Regions from separate parts of the Homo sapiens genome. Here region 1 is linked to region 2. A link is a loop called in an ENCODE intact Hi-C map of the cell type or tissue named here. Cell type or tissue: mucosa of descending colon. All regions are shown on one strand.

Region 1 (8,000 bases), 240 kb after region 2:
AAACAGACACGTTCGAGAAAACACGTGCCTTCTCTCTCACACACACAGAGGATGGGAACACGAACCACAAGACCCTGCCCTATAGACCAGATACCTTAATGATAAGAAAAAGATACACGTCCTTGTAAGAGTGAGATCAGAGAACATTGAAAAGTTAGCAGCCCTCTTACATCCATTTAGGGCATTTGGGACAAGCATGAAATTGAAGGGCCAGTCCATTTTTTATTTTAATAAAGGGAGAAACATAGTTAAGGGAGAGTGTGTGTAAAGGAAGATGAAATCTTTGTGAGCATGAAGGACGTTATCAGAGATTCTGTGAGCATAGGAGTGTCTGTGAATGAAAGAGCTCATCAAGGAAAGAGGTCAAGGCCTAGGAGCAGGTTCCTGGGATGAGAAAGAATGAAACAAGAATCAGCAACAGGGGCAATGAGAGAAAGGGTGACACAGGGAAGACGTGAGAGGCGGCAGTTGGCATTTAGAGTGGAGCTCATGTGGACCAGGTGATCTTCAGCTATGTCCTCTCTCTGCTCCCCCTGAACCTGGGGTAGCTTCTTAAATTCTCTCTAAGGATCCGGAATTCTTTTTTTCTTTTCTTTTCTCTTTTAATTTCACTTTAGATTCGGGGGTACATGTGCAGATTTGTTACGTGAGTATATTGCATGACGCCGAGGTTTAGGCTTCTAATGATCTCATTACCCAAGTAATGAACATAGTACCCAATAGATCGTTTTTCAACCCTTAATCCCCTCTCTCCCTCCCTTGTTTTGGAATCCCCAGTGTCTCTTGATCTCATCTTTGTGTCTGTGTGTACCCAATGTTTACCTCCCACTTAGAAGTGAGAAGATGCGATTTTTGGTTTACTGTTTCTGCATTAGTTCACTTAGGATAATGGCCTCCAGCTCCATCCATGTTGCTGCAAAGGACGTGATCTTGTTCTTTTTTTTATGGCTGCATGGATGCAGAATTCTGAAGAACTCAGCAAGGTTGAGTAACATGAGTAGCTTGCACAGTCATTAGAGGGGATAGAGATGGAATTCCAACTCAGTTCTGCCTGATGCCAAAGCCCCGCCGCCATGTTGTTAACCAAGGCGGAGAGGAAGCCTGAGACAGCTTAAGTAAACAGCCTAAGAAAGTTGAGAGCAATGTGCAGGTATTAAGTCAGCCTGTGACTGACCCTGTCAATGACCCTGATATTTTAAGAGGGACTGGCTTGTGTTAGGCCATGCGTGTTCTACGTGACACAGTGGCTGGGTAGGATATTTTAATGTTTTGGCATATCGTCTTTCTGGGTGTGGTGCACTATTGTTACACATGCCGCACACCCAGACAACATTGTGTGAGAGTTGCTGCTTACCTGGAAACTCCGGGCACCAGGATTTGAACTGCAATCATGAAGGGGTCCACCCTGCACAGGTATCTTGCTACAATAATAGCTGGAGGCTGTCCTTAACCCAGGACTTTATGAAGATAACAAAAGGAGGTATCGAGAGGGTTTGAACCCATGCTATAAAATAAGACCAATCCAGTTCATTTCCTGTTAACTTCTAATTTTATGCAACAAACCACACATGGTATAGAAAGGCATTTTGGCATAAACCACCAAATTCTTCTCACTAAAGAATGAGAAAAACTCAGCGTGGAATGGCTAAGGAAATGTTCTCTGTTCCAGTCTTGGCTGAATTCTTCTTCATCTTGGATCTCCAAGTTCTAGTGATTCTCCTAAGCATATTCCACAATTATCTGGTTCTACCTCTCTAGTAAGGCCTCTGTCTCTACACTGGAACTTGTTCAAATTTCACTTTGAGCATCAAATATTTAGCAATCATATTCCTAAGGAGGTTTGTTTCTCCTTCCCTTGGGGTTAACCAAAATGCTTGTTGTTTGTGACGTCTACTTTTTGCAAAAAGCTTCTCCATATTTTTGAGGCCTGTCATATCTGAGAACCCAAAGTTCTGGCTAGTTGTATTTGATTTCTTCCTAATTTGTGTGGTCAGGAGGGAATATTTTCAGCTTCTTTTGACAAGAAGAGTGACCTTTTTAAATGGGACCCCTCTCCCATCAAAAACAAGAATGCAGAACCAGGCGTGGTGGCATGTACCTGTAGTCCCTGACTCCTGGGAGCCTGGGGCTTGAGCCAAGGAGTTTGAGGCCAGCTGCAACATGGTGAGACCCTGTCTTGGAAACAACCACAACAACAAAAGAAATGCTGGTTCACTTCTCGTGCAGCCCTATTACAAATCCTTTGGGTGTAGCAGCTCAGGGTATTACTGTTAACCATTTTATCCTCAGTACTGTGTGGGCTGCACTGAGACACACTGCTATTTCTTAAAAGGGTCTGGGTTCTTAAAAGGGAACCATTTAGGTTTTGATGATAGTGGAATTAAATGTAGCACATTTAATTGAACTAACATGCAAACATCTTTTATGCGCTGATGGTACGTTGGAGGCTTCACATACATGCTTTCATTCCATCCTCAGAATATCTTTATGAGTGGGTATTCTACGCCCATCTTACAGATGAAGAAACTGAGACTACAAGAAATTAGGTAAAACAAAAAAAATTAGGTGACTTGTGCAAAGTCAAGACCACACAGTCACTAGGACTGGATCTTGGATTTTTTTTTTTAATTGAGGTAGAATCGTCTAACATAAAATGTACCATCTTAACTGTTTTCAAGGGTACAATACAACAGTGTTAACTACGTGCATATTGTGCAACAATTGCCAGAACTTTTTCATCTTGCAAAACTGAAACTGACCCATTAAGCCACAACTCCTCCTTCCCTTTTTTCCCAGTTCCTGGCAACCACCATTCTACTTTATGTTTCTACGAATCGGATCGCCCTAGGTACCTCATCTAAGTGGAATAATGTAGCATGTGTCTTTCTGTGACTGGCTTATTTCACTTAGCATAACATCCACAAGATCCAACCATGTTATAGCACATGTCAGAATTTCCTGGTTTTTTTAAGGCTGAATTACACTCCATTGTATGGATAGACCACATTTTCTTTCCAGATCTAGGATTTTAATCCAAGTTTGTGAGTCTCCAAAACCCAAACTCTTTTCAGGTGAGTACACTATGCTACTTTGTCAATGCTTTAAAGATAATTTAAATATAATTTAAGGATATACATAAAGATAATTTAAAGATAAAGATAATTTAAAGGCAAATGTCACATTATACATAAAACAAATGTGAGCTGAGACAGTGGTGTCCCAGCTCTGTGTTCTTAACTTTCCAAGCTCAGAGACGGAGGGACAGGGGACTGACAAGGTCCTTCACTGACTTACACATTGCTAAGGGGAGCACTTGTCTTTCTTGTTGGATAGAGAACAGCTCGGGGCTCCTCCATGCACCTTGCATGGCCTAGAACTGCCTCCCACCACCCTCCTAGCCCAAGACACATTCCGGCCTTCCTTCTTCTATAAGTCACGTACCAAGGGCTCCAGGACATTGCCAACCAAATACAAATAGGCCTGAGACCTCAAACTCCCCACCCTTCCCTCACCCAGCCTTGCCTGTTGCCCAACTTCTCTGTCCTGGTGAGCTTTGCCAGTCCCCATCGCTTCCGCAAGCCTGCAGCCTCGGTAATCCATGCCGCCTCTCTAGTTTTCATCATACCCCGTCAGCTGCCAAGGACAGCAGCTTCCTTCTCTGCAGCCTGCCTGACAGCTGAGCGTATCCTTCCTTTCCCCAGAATCCCATCCACATCTCATGACCAGGCCTCTATGGCTTTGCAGTTTGCAACATTGTTCTTTATATCCACCCCCAATCTCCACTACAGGCTGGTATTGAATGAGCTGCAGCCATTTCTCCTGCTTGACCATGTTACTCCACTCTGCTGGGAACCTTTGGAATCATCTTATCAAATCAAAGTCAGTGCTGTCCTGCTTGGATGTTTCTTCTGGCTGCTAACCCACTGCCTCCCTCTTCACCTACACCCTCCTTGGGCAGCTTGGTTCTGATCAAGAGTGCTCACTAGGCCTGGTGCAGTGGCTCACACCCATAATCCTAACACTTTGGGAGACGGAGGTGGGAGCATCACTTGAGCTGAGGAGTTCAAGACCAGCCTGGGCAACATACACAGACCACCTCCCTACTGCAAACTCTACAAAAGAAAGAAAGAAATTAGCCAAGCATGCTGGCATGTACCTGTGGTCCAAGCTACTTAGGAGGCTGAGGTGGAAGGATCGCTTAAATCTGGGAGGTCAAAGCAGCAGGGAGCCATGACAGTGTCACTGCACTCCAGCCTGGCTGACAGAGTGTGACTGTCTCAAAAAAAAAAAAAAAAAAGATTGTTCAGTGCCTCCCACCCAGTTCTACAGCCTCAAATCCACATGCTTTGCTTTGAACTTCCAGCAACCCCTGGACATTCACCAAAACCCACTTCCAGACCTGGGACTCCTTTCTCTTCCACTGCTGGTGTGAATCTCTCCTTTCCTCTCCTCCCTCCCTCTGGATTGCAGTTTGCAATCCAGATTAATTCTGCCCATTGTCTCATTTGTATCTCTGAGCACTTGGATTTCAATGTAACTAATGTTTCTTTGCAAATATCTCCATAAACTGTATATATATTCATCTTTCTTTTTATGTAAATTCTTTGGAGAATGAACTAGGCCTACCTATTCCCAAATGGGCCCCTCACCCTCATTGCTTATATTATTCCATAAATAAATTATTTTGTAAGCGAATCAGGAGGGAGAGGATTATTTTTTCTTTTTCATAATTTTTTTAAAAATAGAGAGAAGGTCTCACTATGTTGCCCAGGCTGGTCTTGAACTCCTGGCCTCAAGCATTCCTTCAGCCTCAGCCTCCCAAAATGCTGGGATTACAAGTGTGAGCCACCTCACCTGGCCAGGGGGGATTCAGGATAACATAACAGCTGCTTTCTAGCCAAGCTGAGTTGAATGGGGCCAGTAATGGGGAAGAGGAGAATTGAAGGATATGGGGATAATGTCCAGATGCCGTGAGCCCCTGAGAAAGATGCAGTGTCTTTGAAGAAAAGGCCTTAATACAGAACCTAGATGAGTCTGGAGGACGTCACGTTGATACCGAAGGGAAGTGCTGGGAAGGGAAGAGCGTGGTCCCTTTAAATGATACTGAAGAGGGAAAGGGAAGTGCTGGGTAAAGGAGGGCATGGTCCCTGGCTAGGGCTCCACAGACCTAGGTGAGGACAGGCATTTCCTGCCCAAGTGTTGCATTTCCCAAGAACACCCTGGCCTGCCACACCCCCATCCTGTGCCTATGAAAACCCCCTGGAGACCCTAGCAGGCAGACACAGACACCTCCTGACATGGAGAGAAGCACCTCAGTGGAGGAACACACAGGTGGCTGGACATGGAGAGGAACGCATGGACAGGCACCAGCAGGCCACCAACCGGCAGAACGATGGGGAGTTTGGCTGGGGCAGTTGGAGGAGAGCCCAGGCTGCTGAGTGGCCCCACTCCAGGGGAAAACCATCTCCCTTCTGGCTCCCCCATCTGTTGAGAGCTACTTCCACTCAATAAAACCTTGCACGCATTCTCAAACACCAAGGCAGGAACACTGGGATACAGAAAGCCCTCTGTCGTTGTGGTAAGGCAGGGGTCTAATTGAGCTGACTAACACAAGCCGCCTACGGACAGCCAAACTAAAAGAGCACCCTGTAACACACGCCCACTGGGTCTGTAAACATTCATCCCTAGACACTGCTATGGGGTTGGAGCCTCCACAGCCTGCCCGTCTGTATGCTCACCTAGAGGTTTGAGCAACAGGGCACTGAAGAAGCAAGCCACTCCCCCGCTGCACACCTTGTGAGGGGGACAAGGGAACTTCGCTCGTTTCAACGTCTGACATCTACCTTCAGGTTCGGCACCTGAATAGGAGGGAGGACTCACAGCAGAAGGCCTCAGGGCACCGTAATTGGGCCTGCATGTCAGCGTGATTCCAAGGCAGGCTTCTGCAGTGTCCTGGCACCACCTGCCTCTGCCTAGGATGCATATAAGTGGCTGAGAGGCCAGCCACGGGGATGCCACTTGCAGGACACTACAACCAGGGGGAAGCCTGGCCATCAGCAGGGATTGAGGGCAGCACACTGGGCCTGGGAGGTGAGGTCCAGCTCTTTGAAGACAACAGCAACCACAGAACAGAAACAGCCTTGCCCCCACATTGTCAGCCCTGACCCCACCTGGAAGAAGGAGAAAGGGAGGGGCCTGAATTGACCGGGGGCTGCTCCAAAACAGCAGAATTCAAACTGAAAGGGACTAAGTTGCTTGTATTGGCAGGTTTCTACCTTGGAGAGGCAATGGAGCCTGGGAGCTGGGCTGACTTAGATACCAAGTCTGTGGAATTCCTCCCCTCCTACAAACTATGCACCAGCAAACAGCCCCAGGCCTGGATGACTTGTGAATCTGGCCCTTTGGCAGGGGCTTTAGAGGTGACCTAGGTGGAGCCCATCACCTTTAGTGGCAAGGACCTAAGCCCCAAGGAGGAGCGGGGAAACGGCCACAGAGCCCACTCCGCTGCCCTGCAGCCAGTGCCTCCCATCACCTTCACAGCTGTGAGGCTCTGTTCTCTTCTGAGGCCACTGGAAGGAGAAAGGGGGAAGATTAACCTGATCTAATATGACAGCATACGTTTCAATGAAGGGACTCAGTAATTCCAAATATTATAGTCTCTGTGTATGTTAAGAGGGCTAAGGTGATATGAGATGAGAGAAGGAAGATAATCCATTGTTTATTTTTACGTCAAAATCAAGGTGGGACCAAGTGGGACAGAGATGTGGAAAGCTTTGCGTCCTTGCTAGGCTTAGGTCCAGGTGACTTGGAGGTGAAGGTGGGACACCCTGGGGCCCCTGCCCTGAGAGCTATGAAATAGTGGGTCCTTGCTGAGCATTTCTAGAGGGTTAAAAACTTCAATCGTTGGCTGGGCACAGTGGCTCATGCCTGTAATCCCGGCACTTTGGGAGGCCAAGGCGGATGGATCACCTGAGGTCAGGAGTTCGAGACAAGCCTGACTAACATGGTAAAACCCCGTCTCTACTAAAAATACAAAAATTAGTTAGATGTGGTGGAGTGTGCCTGTAATCCCAACTACTTGGGAGGTTGAGGCAGGAGAATTGCTTGAACCTGGGAGGCGGAGGTTGCAGTGAGCTGAGATGGCGCCACCACACTTCAGCCTGCATGACAGAGCGAGACTCCATTTCAAAAAAACAAAAAACAAAAAACAAAAAACAAAAAAAACCTTCAGTCATTCTTTACTCTAAAAACATTTGCTTTGCCTTTTGTACAAAGGGTGCTTGCAAAAAGTTGACACCCATTTGCACCCTTATCTAACACCTTCTCACAGTAACAGAGAAGCAATCCCAACTTGTTCTTAACTTGTCTGAGAGTACAGCCCTAGCCAAACTCCTTCGCAGCTCCTGAGCCAAGAATAAAATATTTTCATGTTGAATTTAGGAGTCACGGATCATCATTCTGCAGTGGTTAAGAATTCACCTTCCATATGTTAATGCTTCATTTCCCCCATAGAATCAACTATGTTTGGCGCAGAAGCAGAGAAATGCATTTAAATGCTTATGATGAATAATCTCTTAAGCTTATTATGAGTATGTTTGTGCCAAGTGATAAGTGAAAGCCAATACCTCTTTATACAGTGTCTGCATAGGTCCCCATGATGTTTAAGGAGCACTTACTGAATAAAAAAGCGTCTCAGTGATTATAGCCAAATGTCTCTGTCAATTCCATTGCGTATAATAATTTGGGGACCATTATGCTAATCACATCTGCCATAATACTTGGAGTATTGCTGCTCTTAACGTTACGAGATGACACTTTTCCAGTTTGTGCATGCGCCCAGTCATACTATTCCTTGATGGCCTTTTAAGGGTGGGATTGTCGGTGGGAGAGAAGGGAGGGTTGTGGAGGCCTGGGGCCTCTGGCTGTGGGGTGATCATGTTCTTGTGCTTTTGTCCATCCTAAACAGTCAAAAATGTGTCCTGCCACAGGTGAGGCCTGGA
Region 2 (8,000 bases):
TCACCATGTTGGCCAGGATGGTCTCGATCTCTTGACCTCATGATCAGCCTGCCTCAGCCTCCCAAAGTGCTGGGATTACAGGCATGAGCCAGCGTGCCTGACCGAGACTTAATCTTTAAGGGCTGAGAATGAGCAGATATTCATTGTTTTAAATACATGTTTATTGGTGCCCACTATATCATTTAAAACTGATGCTCATTTGTTCTCTTGTGAGTGAGGTGAGCTAACATTTAGTTATGCTCAATGCTAAATGCCCATATGTTCAGTGTGCAGAGTGCAGGCTTCAGAGTCAAATTCTTCTGGTCTGAACCTTGGAGGGCTACTCACTAACTCTATGACCTGGGACCAGTTATTTTTCCTCTCTATGTCTCAGCTTCCTCATCCATTAGTCTGTAAAACGGTCAGAATCATTCAGCAAACCTCACAGAATTGTAATGAAAAGCAAACAAATTAGCATTAGGTAAGTTCTAAAGCAGCAGCAGAAACCTCGCAGGTGCTTGTTAAGTAAAACAGATCTGTGGAATGTATCTAATAATGTCCCTACCTCAAAGGATAGTTGTGAAAATTAAATGAGTTATCTCCAAAACACTTAACACGGTGCCTTGGTACCTGGTAAACGCTCAATAAATCTTATATTGCTATGTTTAATAGAGAAGACATATTAAGATATTATAAAATAAACACATGTAACACCAGAGAACAATGAAGTGATGTGCTCAATGACATGAGTTGTAAATAAACCTAGACATCAGAAAAAAGGAAGAATCACTTCCCTGGAAGGTGAGAGAAGATCTTTCACGACATCAAGAATTAGTGGGGCTGGGCGTGTTGGCTCTCACCTGTAATCCCAGCACTTTGGGAGGCTGAGGCAGGCAGATCACTTGAGGTCAGGAGTTCAAGACCAGCCTGGCCAACATGGTGAAACCCTGTTTCTACTAAAAATGCAAAAATTAGCCTGGCGTTGTGGCATGCACCTGCAATCCCAGCTATTCAGGAGGCTGAAGCACCAGAACCTGGGAGGCGGAGTTTGCAGTGAGCCAAGATTGTGCCACTGCACTCCAGCTTGAGCGACAGCGCAAGACTCCATCTCAAAAAAAACAAAACAAAACAAAAAAGCATTAGTGGGAGGAGAATAACGTAGTGAGAGGAAAGAGAATTTTTCAGGCAAGAACTGAAGGCAGCCCATGGCCCAGAGGACCGAAGGGAGAAGAGGAGAAAGGAAAAAGTGAGGAAGAGTGGTGTCAGGGCGCAGCAGGAAGTTAGTGCTAACGAGCTGGATGGGGCCAAGCAATCGAAGCCCTGAGAAGCCTGACAGCGGTGCTGGGAGTTGGGCACGCGCAGCAGACAGCATGCCAACCCCGAGGTACTCAGGCAGTGTGGTGTGCAAGGCCCTGTCTCTTCTTGTTTGGGTTGCCCTGGCCAAGATTGTCTCTTGCAATCCGTTCACATGCGTTCCAGGGCCTGCATGCTTAAGATCCCTTTTATTCCTGCTTGATGCCCTTTGGCTCAAGAATTTACTACTCAGCTTTTATAACACTTTCTTAAAACTGCCTTTCTTCTGGTGAATGGCTGTGCCCCACTGACAGTTTTTTCCTGAAAGGAAATGATAAGGGAGGAAAAAGCTCCAACTACCCCAAGTAGGCATTTTATAGGCGCTTGTACAAAGCTTGAGCCCTTGTGTGTGCCTCACTTCCTCTCTAATATTTTCTTTGGAATGGGAGCAAGTCATCATTTAAAAAATAACAATGATAATGGACTGGATCCTATCAATGATCCAAGGTCACTAAAATTCTCTTGCTATATCAATCCTTTTTGAGCTGCCAGGCTTCATCTAAAAGGTGCACCTCAAGTATCTAAAGGACACACAGTTTATTTTCAGGGTTTTAAAACTCAGTCAAGCTGGCTAAAGGCTGAGTATATAACAAACTACTTTTCAGTCTTTGCAGGCCATGATCTTAATACTCTTCCATTTCAGTTTTGCAACAATTGGCGAATCAGGGATTATCACTTTGGTTACCTTTATTCATAGGTTTACAAAAAGAAATAGTCATAAAAGAGTTGGCAGTTTTGAAGATACTCATATATACAAACATAAGGGTCATCGTCATGGAGCATATTGCATTGGCTATTGCATTTGCTCCTGAAATGGGAATATTACGTATGGAACTTTACAGAAACTATATACATGGGGAAGATTATCTCCAGAAAATTAAGAAAGCCCTTTCCTAAAGGCTATAGTGGTTTTACAGAGTGAATAAAAGGAAGCGAGAGAAAGAAAATTGCTGACTTGGTATAGCTGAACTTAATAAGTGCTAAATTGCTAAATAGTAGCATCCTAGAATGATATTTATAGAATATTTTGTGTAAGACTTTATATGACCTGTTTTTAGATATTATTCTTTTGGTTTGGCCCTCAGAAGATCAGAGAAAGCTGGGTGGTGGAGGGGTGGTGGGGGGAGAATCTGTATTATTTTGTTTTAGGGTTGTTTGACATTTGAGCTTATTAATTAACTCTGATGCCTTCCAGTGAATTCTGCCAACTCACTGGACAATTTCTGTATAAATGAGGTGGGTCAGAAGGCAGCATTGAACAAGCCAAGACTATGGGCCAGCTTACGTTAACTCATTTAAACCTTACCATATCCCTGTGTGGTCAGAATTATCCCAATTTTATAAATAGGGGAAAAAGGGCTCCGAGAGTAAGGAATAATGAGTTGCCCAAATTCTTATATGACTCATGAGGGCCATGCTAGGACTCAAGCCCTGATCTCCCCAGCACACTGGACTCTTTTTTTGCATGTGGTAGCTGCTGAGACACATTCTCTTGCCTTGTCTCTCCTCTAGTCTCATAATGGTTCTAAGCTTCCCAAATCATTTTAACTCTGATTCTTTAACCCACTTCCAAATTATAAAAACTGAACTTATTTCACATTTACTTCTTTCAAAGAATCACTCAACATCCTACACTAATCTTTCATAAAATGGATTTTGTGATCAAGTAAGTTTGAGGAATACAGAACTTAGCACAGTTGGCCCTGTGCGGTGGGTCACACCTGTAATCCCAGCAATTTGGGAGGTCAAGGTGGGTGGATCACTTGAGGTCAGGAGTTTGAGACCAGCTTGGCCAACATGGTGAAACCCCCATCTCTACTAAAAATACAAAAAATTAACCAGGCATGGTGGCAGATGTCTGTAATCCCAGCTACTCAGAAGGCTGAGTCAGGAGAATCACTTGAACACAGGAGATGGAGGTTGCAGTGAGCCAAGATCATGCCACTGCACTCCAGCCTGGGCGACAGAGCAAGACTCCATCTCAAAAACAAACAAACAAACAAAACAAAAACAAAAAAACTTAGTACAGTTTACCAATTTCTTTCACAAGCTATTTATTCATGTATTTATTCATCCTTTTATTCTGGGAGAACCTCTCAAGGGACTAGCTTTCCACAAAACTACCCATCTTGGTAGTGTGTCATCTTAGGCAAATCACTTTACCTCTTTGAGCCTAAGTTTTCCATTCTACATGTTAGACTAAAGATACTCTAAAGGTCCCTTGAGCTTTAAAACTTCCATGATATGGGCCCCACCCCCATGCCAAATCGAGGCTTTTGTGCTACCACTATGAGTTTGCTAAGGATAGCCTAAGATTTTCTGAAAACCATTTATTCATTCATTCATGGAACATTTATTTATTAATTGTCAAGTACTGTGTTAGGTTCTGAAGATGAAAAGACAAGACATAAATAAGACAAATAAGATAAACTATCTATCTGCCCTCTGGAGGGGAGACATATATGAACTGGTGATTTAAAAAAATACATAAGAGAGGAGTAGAAATATGCATAGGTAATACTGACACACATGAACTGATGATTTTTAAAAGTCTCAGCAAGAGAGAAGTAGAAACAGTTATAAGTAATAAAGACTCACGGAGGATCTGCCTCCTATTTGTGGGAGTTGTGTAAGGCCTAGTTGGAGAGAGAACACCCAATCTGGGTCTTAAGGGATGCGACAAAGGAAGGGAAGGTACTCCAGGCGGAGAGTAAACAGGAACCAAAGAAAGCATAGGGAGTTTAAACAGCATAATGTCTGCAGTGATCTACCAGAGTTTGGCACTGCTGGAATATAAAGTTATAAAATTCAAGTCAGGCGACTCTGAGCATAACGTCGTAGGAGTAGGCAGGGGCTAGATATTGAGGGCATTCTCTGTCAGATTCTTGAACTTCATCGAAGTGTGTTAGGGTTGAAGAGTTGGAGCCGGTGGAAGACTTGAAGCAGGGAAGTGACATGTTCACAGCTGCATTTTATACTGTTGTGTTGAAAGTAGATGCAAAGAGAGATAGGGAGACAAGTTTGGAGACCACTGAAGGTGTTCAGAGGCTAGGTAATGAGTGTCTGGACCGAGAGAATAATGGGGAAGCAGAGAAAGGAATGGATTTGAGAAATATTTAGTATTTAGTAGGTGTAATCTGCTCAGTCTGGTGATTGATTAGATGAAGAGGGCAAAGGAGAGACCATCACCTTCTAGTTTGGATGATTAAATATTTGATGTCAGTATAAGAGGAGGTGCTACTTTATGGAGAAAAATGAAGTGATGTGATTGGTTTTGAACCTGCTGAGTGTAAGGTCTCTCTAAGACATTTGCAGATATCTTAAAATTTGGAGTTGTTATACCACAACCCCATTCTGTGCATCAAACTCAAATGGAGGTTTCATTTTGTGTAGAGGACTTACATTTAAGGACTACTCCATATTGCTGTTTATTTGATTTAGATTGTTGGAATATTGGAAATAAATGGCAATTTTATTTTTAATAAAATATGAATATCAATTAAAATCATAAATAATTTCATTGTACTCTTATTTAACCACAGATTTATGAAGCAGGCAATAGACAGTGTTTATACTTATTGGTTTAAGTCTCGTTGTTTTTAAGAGTACAGTCAGCCCACAGCGAGACTCCATCTCAAAAAAAAAAAGTACAGTCAGCCTTCTGTATATGTGGATCTGCATCTGTGAATTCAACAAAAAAATTCCACAAGTTCCAAAAACCAAAGAACTTTTCACGCACCAAGTACTACATTGAGTTCACATGAAATGATGTGTAGGTATTGTATCAGGTATTAAAAGTAACCTAGAGCCGGGTGTGGTGGCTCATGCCTGTAATCCCAGCACTTTGGGAGGCTGAGGCAGGCGGATCACAAGGTCAGGAGATCAAGACCATCCTGGCCAACATGATGAAACCCCATCTCTACTAAAAATACAAAAAATTAGCCAGGCGTGGTGGCGGGCACCTGTAGTCCCAGCTACTCGGGAGGCTGAGTCAGGAGAATGGCGTGACCTGGGTGGTAGAGCTTGCAGTGAGCTGAGAGCGCACCACTGCACTCCAGCCTGGGCGACAGAGCGAGACTCTGTCTCAATTTAAAAAAAAAAAAATTAGCTGGGTGTGGCGGCGGGCACCTGTAATCCCAGCCACTTGAGAGGCCGAGGCATGACAATCGCTTGAACCCAGGAGGTGGAGGCTGCAGTGAGCTGAGTGAGATCGTGCCACTGCACTCCAGCCTGGTGACAGAGTGAGACTGTCTCAAAAAACAAACAAACAAACAAAAAAAGTAACCTAGAGATGATTAAAGTATGCAGGAAGGTATGTGTAGGTTATATGCAAATACCATGTCATACCATTTTATATAAGGAACTTGAGCATCAGTGCATTTTGGAATCTGCAGAAGGTGCTGGAACCAATTTCCCACGGATCCCATGGCACTATATGTATTGTTGAAAGAAAATAAACCTATACCCACTGGTGTAGATTTATGTTTTTTACTAGTATGATCAAACACAATTTAAAAAGTTTTCTTTTTACCAAATCCTTAACATCTGCGTAGATGAATTTAAAAGATTATAAACTGGCCAGACGCAGTGGCATGCGCCTATAATCCCAGCACTTTGGGAGGCCAAGGCAGGTGGATTACCTGAGGTCAGGAGTTTGAGACCAGCCTGGCCAACATGGTGAAACCTTGTCTCTATTAAAAATACAAAAATTAGCCTGGCATGGTGACAGCACATGCCTGTAGTCCCAACTACTTGCCCAGCTACTTGGATGGTTGAGGTAGGAGAATAGCTTGAACCCAGGAGGAGGAGGTTGCAGTGAGCCAAGATGGTGTCACTGTACTCCAGCCTGGTTGACAGAGTGAGACTCCATCTCAAAAAAAAAAAAAAAAAAAAGAAAGAAAGAAAACGAGATTATAAATCTACTTTTCTGAACTTCACATATGCCAGGTGTTCCAAGTTCTACAATACCTCAAAGCCAAGAAACTAACTGCTCACTTTCCCAGCCGTCATGGTGAACTGAATCATTTTCTACATGGCTCTTCTCATTTCTTTCTGAATGCACTATTTAAAGACTTCCAGCTGAATAGATTCTGCAGGATCTTTCTATGGGTTAGGAATATGGTCTGCATAGGAACTGGCCCAAATATTCCTCACTGGACATTGCTATCAGCATGAACCAGATCCCAGTGTTTGGGGCTCTATCAGCAAGTAGGTCTATACATACTGGAAGCAGGTGACGGGACTGTTAAGGGAAAGGGGGGCTGATGAAAGATGAGAAATAATAAATGGAAGAAAAAAAAGTCTCTTACCAGGCTCTTGTTGTATTTTGTGGTTGTTTTTAAACCAAGTGATCTGAGGCTCGGGGACACCATTAGCATGACAGTCTAAAGTGGTGGAACTGCTGATGGCCACTGTGTGATCACTGAGGTTTCGCAGGAGGTATGGTGCTTCCTGATCTAGTGAAGAAAGAAAGGGAGCTGTGATTACTCGTCAACTTTATTCTTGTATTGTCTATGCATATCAACATTTAAAATATACAGAGAAACAGCAAAACTCAACTATTAGGTTTCATTTTCATTTGTTCACTTTCTCTTCAATCATTAACCTGCTGCTTCTACTTTAATAAGATGCTACGATAAATTGAAATTTATTACAACACAGTGAAATCAAGGACTAGATTTTGTATTTTTAGATTTCAATACAAAGGCTTTTGCCTAGCTAGCTAGTTTCCTTCCTTTTTTTGAGAGGAGCTTTTCTAAAACTCAAGGATTTTGCATAATAGTTTAGAAGCTATAAATCAAAAACATGATTTTGTGTATAGTCTTGTAATGATTTTTATATAAATATATAGTGCTGTAGTGATAGGCTAATATAATTTTGTGTGAGTTTTGATTGATGTATTTGTGGGGGCGTGTTTGTGTTACTCAACTGTCAGTAACCTAAGTTGTAAGGCAGCAGACCAAACAGGAGAATTTCTTGAACTTTGAAAGCTTTATTGGTTCTTTCCTTTCTCCATTCCCTTCCCAAATGCAAGCAACCAAAGAATTAATTCAAGAGGCAGAGGCACAGATTTGTAGTTTTTGCACTATATAATAGTACAAATATTGTATTTTATATTATTTTCTCTTAAAACATACAAATATGATACAATACAATTTATTTTAATAAAATGCCAACCAATATAGTACAACAAAATGAATTCAATACATTAAGATGCAATACATTACAACATTAAAATCCCACATAAGAACAGCAGTACCCCCAAGGCCCCCAATGAGTACAGTATATCTCTAATGAAGTAGTCAGTCAGTCCTGCTGATGTGTATACATTCTAGTTAGGAGGGTACTGGATTGGTAGCTAAAGCTTCCAAGGTAAAAAATAAAAACAACTCCTAATGTCTTTCCCACCCTCCCAAGTCATTCCTTTCCCCTCTTGTTGGAAATCCTGGAACAGAAATCAAAAGAGTTTTGGCATAACTGACACGTTCTCTGTCACTGTCTTCAATTATACAGTATGAGCTTTCTCTGCCCATTTTCGATTTCCTCATCTTAGTGTACTAAAACTGTGAAGGCAGCTTAGGAGTGATGACAATGCTACAAAGATGATACATTGCAATGGCCTTAATTCCATGTCCCTGCAGGGTTCTGCCACGTCCCAAAACCTTTCC

What was found. Peaks named below come from ENCODE experiments on the same cell type or tissue, not always from the same donor. Only the 100,000 strongest peaks of a DNase experiment are listed, where the experiment ranks them.
Region 1: it touches region 2 in a loop (7-fold over the local background); 3 of 110 quality-filtered maps call a loop at or near these places.

The regions. Positions count from the first base shown.
Region 1 is chr13:28,618,893-28,626,892 of GRCh38, forward strand. No RefSeq gene overlaps it. Among named protein-coding and RNA genes, the nearest start is that of POMP, 36 kb to the right of the region's middle. In mucosa of descending colon, no CTCF peak of the experiment used is centred here; a DNase peak (open chromatin) is centred at 3,592.
Region 2 is chr13:28,378,244-28,386,243 of GRCh38, forward strand. FLT1 (fms related receptor tyrosine kinase 1) reads right to left here. Exons shown (of 30, transcript NM_002019.4): 14 at 6,642-6,788. Among named protein-coding and RNA genes, the nearest start is that of FLT1, 110 kb to the right of the region's middle. In mucosa of descending colon, no CTCF peak of the experiment used is centred here; no DNase peak of the experiment used is centred here.